Linked DNA regions of Homo sapiens: region 2 is linked to region 1. Evidence: read pairs that join two places in POLR2A ChIA-PET (ENCODE). Cell type or tissue: OCI-LY7. All regions are shown on one strand. Links, peaks and the distances in the headings refer to the core of each region. The heading gives the core; the rest is flanking DNA.

Evidence for each region. Peaks named below come from ENCODE experiments on the same cell type or tissue, not always from the same donor. Only the 100,000 strongest peaks of a DNase experiment are listed, where the experiment ranks them.
Region 2: POLR2A ChIA-PET joins it to region 1 with 5 read pairs; 4 of 35 experiments call an interaction of 5 or more read pairs at or near these places.

Annotation. Positions count from the first base shown.
Region 1 is chr10:14,520,135-14,525,510 of GRCh38, forward strand. FAM107B (family with sequence similarity 107 member B) reads right to left here. Exons shown (of 5, transcript NM_031453.4): 4 at 1,735-1,885; 5 at 1-1,172. The coding sequence ends at 1,056. Among named protein-coding and RNA genes, the nearest start is that of MIR1265, 86 kb to the left of the region's middle. RefSeq lists an enhancer at 1-19. In OCI-LY7, for the core only: no CTCF peak of the experiment used is centred there; no DNase peak of the experiment used is centred there.
Region 2 is chr10:14,658,500-14,663,875 of GRCh38, forward strand. The region is part of intron 2 of FAM107B (family with sequence similarity 107 member B); the gene reads right to left. LOC105376429 (a long non-coding RNA gene) reads left to right here. Exons shown (of 5, transcript XR_930691.4): 5 at 1,437-2,082. It also overlaps the pseudogene RNA5SP302. Among named protein-coding and RNA genes, the nearest start is that of FAM107B, 110 kb to the right of the region's middle. RefSeq lists an enhancer at 1,548-1,637. In OCI-LY7, for the core only: no CTCF peak of the experiment used is centred there; DNase peaks (open chromatin) are centred at 1,442 and 2,592; H3K4me3 peaks cover 2,632 bases; H3K27ac peaks cover 3,290 bases.

The DNA.
Region 1 (5,376 bases), core at 150-5,149:
AAATTTTCAAAGCTTGGATTCTAATGATATGCATTATCATTAGACATTCAAATGCTATACATCTTCTGATGAAGCCTCCTTGACAGCAGTCTACACTTATTTCACATTAGAATGCCTAGAGAAATCCTGACTGCCCAGCTGGTCATGGGAACCTTCCCCACTCTCCTCTTGGAGAAATGAAAAGATGTGGCGGCTTCTACTTTTGCTACTGAAGCTGGGTTATATGGACTAGTTCCACTCTCTAAGGGACTGGAAGGTTATTCCATCTGAAAGAACTAGATCAGCAAGACATTTAAAAACAAAACTGAACAGAAACCCTCCTAGTAATCAAAGCAATTAATGAATGGACAGGATGTACCTTCTTGGAACTGGAATGTCACTATGTAGCCTGCTATTATTACACAGAGAACCAAAAGGAATGAAAATAAAATCAAGATGGGCTTTTAAACTTCTCACCCTATTTCTAAATTAAGTGCCAACAAGGGTAGTGGCTGTGCTCGACATTCACGTTCCTTCTCTGGTGTTAACTGCAACAGGGGTGAAAGTATAAATTAAACAAGACAATTCTGGGTCCTCAAAATTTACAGTGAGTGAACAGATTAAACGCATTTCTAGGTGATCTCAATTATCTAACAGATAACAAAAAGAGGAATTAAACACTTGTTTTTTAGCTTTTAAAAGAAAAAAGGCTCTGGGTCCCACGAAACTTGGAATGGAAGAAAAACCAAGTAGTGCAACTCTCAAGAATTGATTCCAGTGTCCTCTTCCTTTTTCCTGTTCTCACTTGTTTTGCTTGTTGGTTCTGTTAAGTCTCTGAACACAGGTCCATCATTCCAACTTACGTGCGGGGCACTGCCCTTCATTTGGCGAATAGGAACTGCAACTGTCACAGGCAAGGCATCCACCCAGATCGTAGGAAAATCAAACCAAATCCTACTGCAAGTCAAAATTCTCTGCTGGCTGAAATATTCTCCAGGGGCTTTTGCCCTGAGATTGAGAAGGCACCCACAGACAGCTCTGTGGGGTGACACACGAGGTCTTGGTGCAGCCTCAGCCTAGGACTCCTGGGCTTGGGCGACTTCTTGGCCTGTTCTCCTGAGATTGCCTTTCACCTTCACAAACTCGGGGGCATTTTCTTGCTCTTCTTGCAATTTCTGCTTCTCAAGTTCAAGCTAAATGACATTCAGAAAAGGAAAAATTATTTACAAACCAAGCAGCCTTTCAAAATACTCTTCTCTCTTTTCAAAGTCCCTGACAACTTTACTTCCCCACAGAATAAATTCTCTCCTGGTCCCCCACTTTTAAAGAAATGGATGGATAGAGTCTGGGTAATTGTGCACAGAAACAGAAGCCACTTGGCTGTCACTGCAAATAGGACCACGAGATGACAAGAATTGAAAAGACAGGGCTAAGGAAACAAATCCTGGAGTCAACGCGCAGTTGCTCTGGAGTCTTCATGAAAGTGAATTTCATTAAATTACTCCAGCACCCTGTGTGAATTCAGTGCCATGTCCCTGTTTTGCTTTTGCCTCTGGGATCTCTTTTAGGTCCTCAGTAGGATTCTTGTCCCTGCCTTGAACATATTTGACCCCATTTGCTGACATTTGTCTCCAATATTTCTTTCATGGTATAAATGTATACACTGGCACGTCTGGTAAATCCTGCCCGCTCCAACACTCCAACATTCTTCAAGACAAAAACAAAAAAAGACAGCTTCCAGCCAATCCCCCTTACCTGCTCCAACTTCTGCTGCCGTTTTAATAGCTCTATTTCCAAGTCAGATTTCTTCTTCTGTGCTTCTTCTTCCTTCTGCTTTATTACTTGGTCTCGTTTTCTTTTTTCCATCACCTTCTGCAATTCTGGTTTGTTCTGAGGAGCAAGACCCCTGCGAAAGAGCATTAACAAAAATAGAAAACGTTAATCTAATGGCTACATTTTTTATGAACAGAAATTTAACTTACAATATCAACCACGGAAAAGTGGTCTACAAAATTAGTATGATACCTACTAGGCTACAGCAGGCAACATGGTGATCTAAGAAATTCACCAGCACGAAAGAAAGGCAAGAGGAGATCTCCAAAGAGTACATAAAATCCATTCATTCAATGACAATGTATTGGCCACGTGCCATGTGCAAGACACTAGGCTACGCAAAGGAGGGCAGTGAGGGTGGGGATGTGCGTACGATGACTGTGATGGGTGCCCATGACAGAGACGGAGATGGTCAGGAAATGAGGGGGCTCTGCATGGAGGGGAGGCTTCCCAAAATCTAGCCCCTGATTTTTTTTTTTTTTTCTGAGACAGAGTCTCACTCTGTCACCCAGGCTGGAGTGCAGTGGCAGGCAATCTAGGCTCAATGCAACCTCCGCCTCCCAGGTTCAAGCAATTCTCCTGCCTCAGCCTCTGGAGTAGCTGGGATTACAGGCGTGCACCACCACGCCCGGCTAATTTTTGTATTTTTAGTAGAGATGGGGTTTCACCATGTTGGTCAGGTTGGTCTGAAACTCCTGACCTCGGGATCCACTCGCCTCGGCCTCCCAAAGTGCTGGGATTACAGGCGTGAGCCACCACACCTGGCCTCTAGCCCCTGATCTTATGCACTAAATGCAGCCTCAAGACCAGCTTAGACAGTAAAATGGCCCTGGAAACCTTCCCACCCTTCATTTTTCAGACTGAAAGGGGGTTCCTGTACATCTAAAGGCACATCTGAGGTTATACCGTTACTGAAGGACATGGCCGTGCAGAACCTTAATCCCCTAATTCTCAGTCCCGTGCTCCTCCACCGAAACCCTTTCAGATGTGTAGTTGATTATTTACAATGAAAGCAAGTCGGCCTTCAGGGAAGTCCTACATTTCTGAGAGATAAATTAGGCTACCATCTCTCCAAATGGGGAGAAACAAGCCAAACAGGCCATGAACTAGCCACCCTCCATCTGAAATATTCGAGAGAAGTCAAGGGAAAGACATGTCTTAGCATTTTCTCTAGTGCTATATCTGTCTGTTTAACTGTTAGCTTAAGATTTGCCTTTTCTATTTCCTTAGGATTTCTCCTATGGCTTTCCAGAATGCTGGATTATCCAGCTCACCTTTCTTCTTATTGTCTTCCTTAGTCACTTATCTTAGCCAGTCTCTGCCAACTCATAAGTAATCTCAACTTGATGTTAAAATTTACCAGGACAATTTAAAATAAAAATAGGACAAACCACCGAACAGGAAAAGCGCTTTCAATTTCAGGCAGCACAGGGTGTAGGTAACAGCGCACACACACTCATGCTACGCACGCAGGCATGTGGTGGAACAGTAATTCAGGCTTTTCTGAACTGCAGGCAACAAGCACTGCTGACTCTGTCCCGGACTCCAGGATGGGCCTGAGCACCTCCCACACACCTCCTGGTCCGGCTGCTGATGACTGCTAATCTGTAGACAAGGGACAGGGTTGTTCTCTAAACGACTCCTATCAACTACCGTGACTAACCAACTAGGAGTCATCTGAGCAACTGTTAAATAACAATTTCCAATATATGTGCTCCGGCCAGAGAAATTCAACAGCACACTCACCTTGATCCCTTTAAAGTCCACACAATCACATCTGTAAACCAATCCTCAATTGCATACTTCCTCATTCATCTAGAATTTCTAAAAATTCTGGCATCTCTCCTATCTAGATGTTTTTAAAAATCACAAAAACTTAATTCAAAGTTGTTGTTTAGAGTAAAAATCGGTATATTCCATCTTTTTTTTTTTTTTTTTCTGAGACAGGCTCTCTCTGTTGCCCGGGCTGGAGTGCAGCGGCATGATCTCAGCTCACTGAAACCTCTGCCTCCTGGGCCCCAGCGATCCTCCCACCTCAGCCTCCTGAGTAGCTGGGACCACAGGCACATGCCACCACGCCCAGCTCTATTTTTTTTTTTTTTTTTCGTTTTTGAGATACAGTTTTCCTCTTGTTGCCCAGGATGGAGTGCAATGGCACAATCTCGGCTCACTGCAACTTCCTCCTCCCAGGTTCAAGCGATTCTCCTCCCTCAGCCTCCCGAGGAGCTGGGATTACAGGTGCCCGCAACCACGACCGGATAATTTTTTGTATTTTTAGTAGAGACGGGGTTTCACCATGTTGGCCAGGCTGGTCTCGAACTCCTGAGCTCAAGCCGTCTACCTGCCTTGGCCTCCCAAAGTGGTGGGATTATAGGCATCAGCAACCACACCCAGCTAGTATAGTCCATCTTTAATGACAGAGGACACACAGTCAAAATAATATATGTCTCCAATTTCCCAATTTTCATTAGCAGAACTTTCCGTTAAAAAAAATTTGGCCAAATTTCCAGGGAAACAAAAGAGGCAGGTGACTTTTGTGATTTAATTATGGTTTATTTCACAGTTATCAAAACTAAATAAACAACAGGATAAAAAATATGCACAGATTAAATCTTTAATCAGCACAATATAAGTTGCTTAAGAGTACTCTGTTCAAAATAAAGGTGTTATTAACCACAGGAAAAGCTGTTTTTAAGTAATCTGAATAAAGTTTTACTCAGTTTCATGACTATCAAAAAGTCTTGATATAACACTACAGACAGAATTAAGGGGTTTAAATTTTAGGATTAAGAATTTAGCTATCTGAATAATTTAAATTTCAAACATTTTTCTTTCCCTACATTTCACTGGCAAAATTAACTTCAACTATTATTCAATTCTCCTGGATTATGCAAAAGCTGCTGAAGATTTGATGTATGACACATTTGGCTGACACTCTATTGCAACCTATGAATGGGTTTAACTATTACACAGTATTCATTTTCCTTTCAAAGATTTTACACAATAGTGACAGTAAGATAAAATATGTAGTAACAAAAAATTCAGGAAAATGGTGCTTATATGATAAATATTCTCTACTTACAGCAGTCAAGAAGTCATATAAATTTAGTTAATATTTTACCACAGTGGATTACTTAACTTTCTGTGCTGAATGCAAAAAGTCAAGCATTGCCCATGTAAGTCTCTAAGTCTAAATGGAACAGAGATAGTGTCGACAGACAGAAATTAGTTTCTCCAAATGTCATAATTAACTACAATACCATCCCTTGCACAAGAATAGTTGGTTCTCTTTAATCAATTCTGACATATACAGCTAACAAGTACTTTCAACCCCTTTATGACAGTATCACCCACGAGTAACAGTAATTCCCAAGTCGGCTTCTCGGTCAGGTAGCTACCTGTGACTACTGAAGCGGGCAAAGCCAATTTAAAAAACTATAAAATTAATAAGTGCTCTTTGCAGAAAAAGAAAAGTAATATACCCATGTGTTAAATAAAAAGCAAAAGCACATCCAAACCCTCTCCATTAAACGAATCGAGGAGCACCACTCCATCGCAAATGTT
Region 2 (5,376 bases), core at 269-5,268, 140 kb after region 1:
CAAAAGTCACGTTGTAAACCAGACTCAATCATTCATTCATGCATGCATACTTTAGTCAAACAACCATTACTTTTCAGTTCCTACATAGTCCAAGAATTGTGCGAGGAGCTGGGGGCAGAAAACAAAGAGAAAAAGACGCAATTCCAGTTTCTGACTCATCTGCTTCACTTGATTTAGCCAAAAGGCCAAGAAGTGATTGATTCATCTACTTGCTTCAGCAAGTTTAAAAAGAGCAAGGGTTCATTCCCCATTTAATAAATATTCACTGAGTGCCTCCTATATGTCAGGCTCCATCCTAGGCATTCATTATGTTTGCAGCAGGACAAAAAATGGTCAAACATCCCTGCCTTCATGATGCTTACCTTCTAGAAGGGGACGACAGACAAAAAGCAAGTGAATTATATAATGTGTGGATAGTGACAAGTGGTTTCAAAAACCAAAACAAACAAGGAAGTAAGAGTTGAAGGAAAGGTTGCAGTTTTGCAGAAAGTGGTCAAGGAAGCTCTCACTGAAAACAAAGACCCAACAGAAGGAGCTGTGCAGACCAAAAAGTCCCATAAAGAGTCTGGGGACCAGGTCTTCACTAAAAGTCCTCTACTATCCCCAGTAGCATTTTCCGTAATTAAAGGCCTCCCATGAACCCTCAAACTGTCTGCCCTGGCTGGGCACGGTGGCTCACACCTGTAATCCTAGCACTTTGGGAGGCTGAGGTGGGTGGATCACCTAAGGTCAGGAGTTTGAGACCAGCCTCACCAACATGGCAAAACCCCGTCTCTACTGAAAATACAAAAATTAGCTGGGCATGGTGGCGCGCACCTGTAGTCTCAGCTCCTCCGGAGGCTGAGGCAGGAGAATTGCTGGTGGGGAGGGGGCAGAGGTTGCAGTGAGCTGAGATTGCCCCACTTCACTCCAGCCTAGGTGAAAGAGCAAAACTCCGTCTCAAAACAAAACAAAACAAAACAAAACAAGCAAACAAAAAACTGTCTGCCCTAAGGTTAAGGGAATGGAAAGAAAGCAAACTCAGGATAAGTTTCCCTTCTTTTTTTCTCACCTTCCTACCTCAACTGTTTTCTGTTCATCTGTGGCCAAAGACTCAGAAAAATCTGTATGGAAGATAAACAACTCTTGCACAAAATCAGAGGGGTGTGTGACTGAGATATAGTGGGTTCTGGTGGAAACTGCACTGTTGACTGTTCTCCCACGACATGAAAGTAAAAGCAGACACTTTGTCTGAATTGTCAGAAAATGGGTCTCGTTTTGTCACCTCCTAAGATGCCCAGCAAGGAGATCTGAACTCCAAGTGTCATGGACCTTCCCGCAGAGGGGCTGGCCTTATGTGCGCAGCAACAAGGAACTGCTCAGTGGAACCCCAGTCTCACTTCCCCACAGAAGTTACAAAAATACTTATTTTTTTTTCTCATTTCATCCATTTTTAGGTAAAGAATTTTAACTGTTTGGGGTTCGTTACTTCACACTTAAGAAATCTACAAACCACAGGAAATGAAACTTGACTAAATGCAGATGACACAGACAGCCAACTCCGAAAATGTGCTGGGCTCCACTCAGTTCTAGGTGACCTTTAGCAAAAAGAGGGTGTTCTGATGAAACCCTTTGACCATAACCAACAGCCTCCAACTTACAGGATTCTCCCCTCGTATGACCAAGTGGTGTAATCTTTGAGGTCCTGGCAGCACAGGTTGAGTGCAACCTAAAAGAGAATGAGGATTCCACAAGGTCTTCTGGAATGGTACACTTATTGGAAACTTGTTTCAGCATTCAAAAAAACCTGGCCTGTTTCTAAAGCAATGCATGGTTTAAGAGGAATGGCAAATTGAAGCCAACGTTTTTCAAACACATTTCACTTAAAAAAAAATGGCCACTAGAAAGAATGCAACTTATTTTCAAAAAGAATTATCTCAAGAAAGCATGGTTGGCCCATTCATCCATCTCCCTGCCCACAAGGGAATGAATGAATGAAGACAAGATGTGCCACCTCTGAAAGACTGTTAATCTCCCTCTCTCTATAAAAGTGGTACTATGTAATTTCTACTCATTTGGTTACAAATAAAATTAGTAAGTGAAGGATCCGTAGTTTCTGTATGTCACCTACAAACCTGAGTCTTTGTGCTAAAATTGTTCAAATATTCAATTGAATCTTATTCAATACCAATGCTTTTGTATATTGCATGTGGTATATGTGCATGGTGCTTGGCTTATTCTGAGAGCCATTTGGTGGAATAAGAAGAGAGTAAATGAAGCCTCATTCTAGAACTTTCTTTCTAAAGTAAAAAGGCAGAGCAACCCATAGAAGGCTCTAGAAAAGGAACACATACCATGGAAAGGAAAAAGGAAAGAGATGCTACCCAGGTCATGAGGTTTGGATTTGTGTCCTTCCCCAAACCTCATGTCAAATTGTAACCCCCAATGTTGGAGGAGGGGCCTGGCAGGAGGTGACTGGATCATGTGAGTGGATTTTCCCCTGTTCTTGTGATAGTGAGCTCTCACTAGATCTGGTTGTTTAAAAGTATGTAGCACCTTCCACTTCGCCCTCTTCCTCCTTCTCCAGCCATGTAGGACCTGCCTACTTCCCCTTCACCTTCTGCCACAACTGTAAGTTTCCCAAGGCCTCCCCAGCCACGCTTCCTGTACAGCCTGCAGAACTGTGTTCCAATTAAACCTCTTTTCTTTATAAATTATCCCGTCTCAGGTAGTTCTTTACAGCAATGCAAGAACGGACTAATTTACCAGAAAAGTGTGATGGTTGATTCTCTGTGTCAAATTGACTGCGCTAAGGGGTGCCCAGATTAAACATTATTTCTGGATGTGTCCAAGACAGTGTGTCCAGATGAGTTGAACATCTAAATCAGTAAACTCAGTGAAGCTGATCACCCTCCCCAGTGTAGGTGGCCATTACCCAATCTGTGGAGGGTCTGAATAGAACAAAAGGGGAAAGGGGGAGGAATTCTCTCCTTCTTCTTTCTGTGTGACTGATTGAGCTGGGACATCAGTCTTCCCTGCCCTTGTTCCAGAACTGACACCATTGGCTCTCCTGGTTCTCAGGCCTTTGGACTTGGACTAGAATTTCACCACTGGGGCTCTTGGATCTCGAGTCTGTAGAGGGCAGATCGTGGGATTTTTCAGCCTCCAAAATCATGTGAGCCAATTCCTCATAATAAATCTCCTTCTATATCTATGTCCCAGTGGTTCTGTTTCTCTGGAGAACTCTGACTAGTTCAGGAAGAGAATGATTTTGGTTTGGCAGCTGCTGAGAAATGAGGCATAAGCCCAGGTGAGAACAGGTAAACCAGTGACTATCCCTGTCCTCAGCAACTTCGAATAACTGGCTCACCCTCAGAGAGTCACATAGTGAGGCTTCAATTTGTGCCTTCTCGCTGACATGCAGTTCTCTCTGTCTGTGGCATTGTGGCCTTTCCCTTGTCACTATTAGTAAAGGATCTTTGTTTTAGTCTCTATTATCAGAACAGCATCCTGACCACATCATAGGAACTCTTAAGTATGGAAAATTTTCCTCTGCAGAGTCTCCACCCAATGTATCACCATTACCTCATTCTTCCTTCTCCCTATGTGGAGTTATAAACATAGCCCAGGTTCAGTTTTTTACATGTTCTTTATTTTTGCATTGAATATTATATAGAAGGGATTGCAACGCATCTTTAAAATGGCACCTTGCAATAAAGAACCTCACCTCACTTTTAAATAGACATAATCCCTGCTTTTGGGGAGCACACAGTCGAACGGAGTCTTCATTGACTGCTCCCATCATTCAGGGCCTTCTATGCTCAGGTGGAGAAAGTGACCAACCACGCTGTGTAACTGCTGCTGGAGGCAATTCTCCCTTCATCTGACCTCTGACCTGTCTTTTTTTTTTTTTTTGGAGACAGGGTCTCGCTCTCTCACCCAGGCTGGAGTGCAGTGGCACAATCATGGCTCATTGCAGCTTCGACCACCTGGGCTCAAGTGATCCTCCCATATCAGCCTCCCCAGTAGCTGGGACCACAGGCATGCACCACCATGCCCAGCTAATTTTTTAATTTTTTTGTAGAGACTGGGTCTCACCATGATGCCCAGGTTGATCTCTGTCCTTCTTTACCTGTTTGTTGATGTTTAAAATCCCTTTCATAACCAACACATCTTCTCATTTCATAAGTAGATCTGAGGCTTAACATACCAATAGGCTGAGAGAGGTGACACAGTGCACCAATGTGTATGTGCCTGAGTGCATGCCCTTCTGATGATAGAGAAACTGGGAAGCGAAGGTGTAGAGGAGGGAACCCCACTGTGATGGTTAATATTGAGTGTCAACTTGATTGGATTGAAGGATGCAAAGTATTGTTTCTGGGTGTGTTGGTGAGGGGGTTGCCAACGGAGATTAACGTTTGAGTCAGTGGATTAGGAGAGGCAGACCCACCCTCAATCTGGGTGGGTACCATCTAGTCAGCTGCCAGCATGGCTAGAATAAAAGCAGGAAGAAGAAAGAGGAAAGAGTAGACTTGCTGAGTCTTCCGGTCTTCATCTTTCCCCCATGCTGGATGCTTCCTGCCCTTGAACATTAGACTCAAAGTTCTTCAGCTTTTGGACTCTTGGCCTTACACCAGTGGTTTGCCAGGGGCTCCCAGGCCTTCGGCCACAGACTGAAGGCTGCACTGTCGGCTTCCCTACTTTTGAGATTTTGGGTTTGGACTGGCTTCCTTGTTCCTCAGCTTGCAGAAGGTCTATTGTGGGACCTCACCTTGTGATCATGTGAGTCTATACTCCTCAATAAATTCCCCTTCATATATGCATCTATTCTATTAGTTCTGTCCCTCTAGAGAACTCGACTAATACACTCACTGAGGAGGCTTGGAACATAGAAAGTGCAGGTGTGAAAAGAAGGTAAACTTCGTCTCCCCCATCCAAGTACTAACCAGGCCCAACCCTGCTTAGCTTCCGAGATCTGATGAGATTGGGTGCGTTCAGGGTGGTATGGTCGTAGACGGTAAACTTCATCTCCCTGCAGAATCTGCCCAGCACTTCTCTTGCTGAAATGGGGTACCCATTGACAGCAAACCACAATGCATCACATTAAAAGGAAGTTCTTATAAATGGGCTAATGTATCCATGAAGCTAGTATATCCACAAAGTGACAAGGAAATGCTACCTGATTCCGGGAAAGGCACTAAGGTTCCATCTTTCAATCACCTACTAAGAAAGGCCTCCAATGTATACAGACACAATTATCTGAGGGCAGAAGACAGTAACAATGGTGGTAAGGACAGAGCACACTCCTAACTCGTCTGTCATTATCACGTGGGTGGCTCCTACGAATATGAATACAAATTATAGAACTCAGGATGAAGTGTCAGATGCCCAAGAATT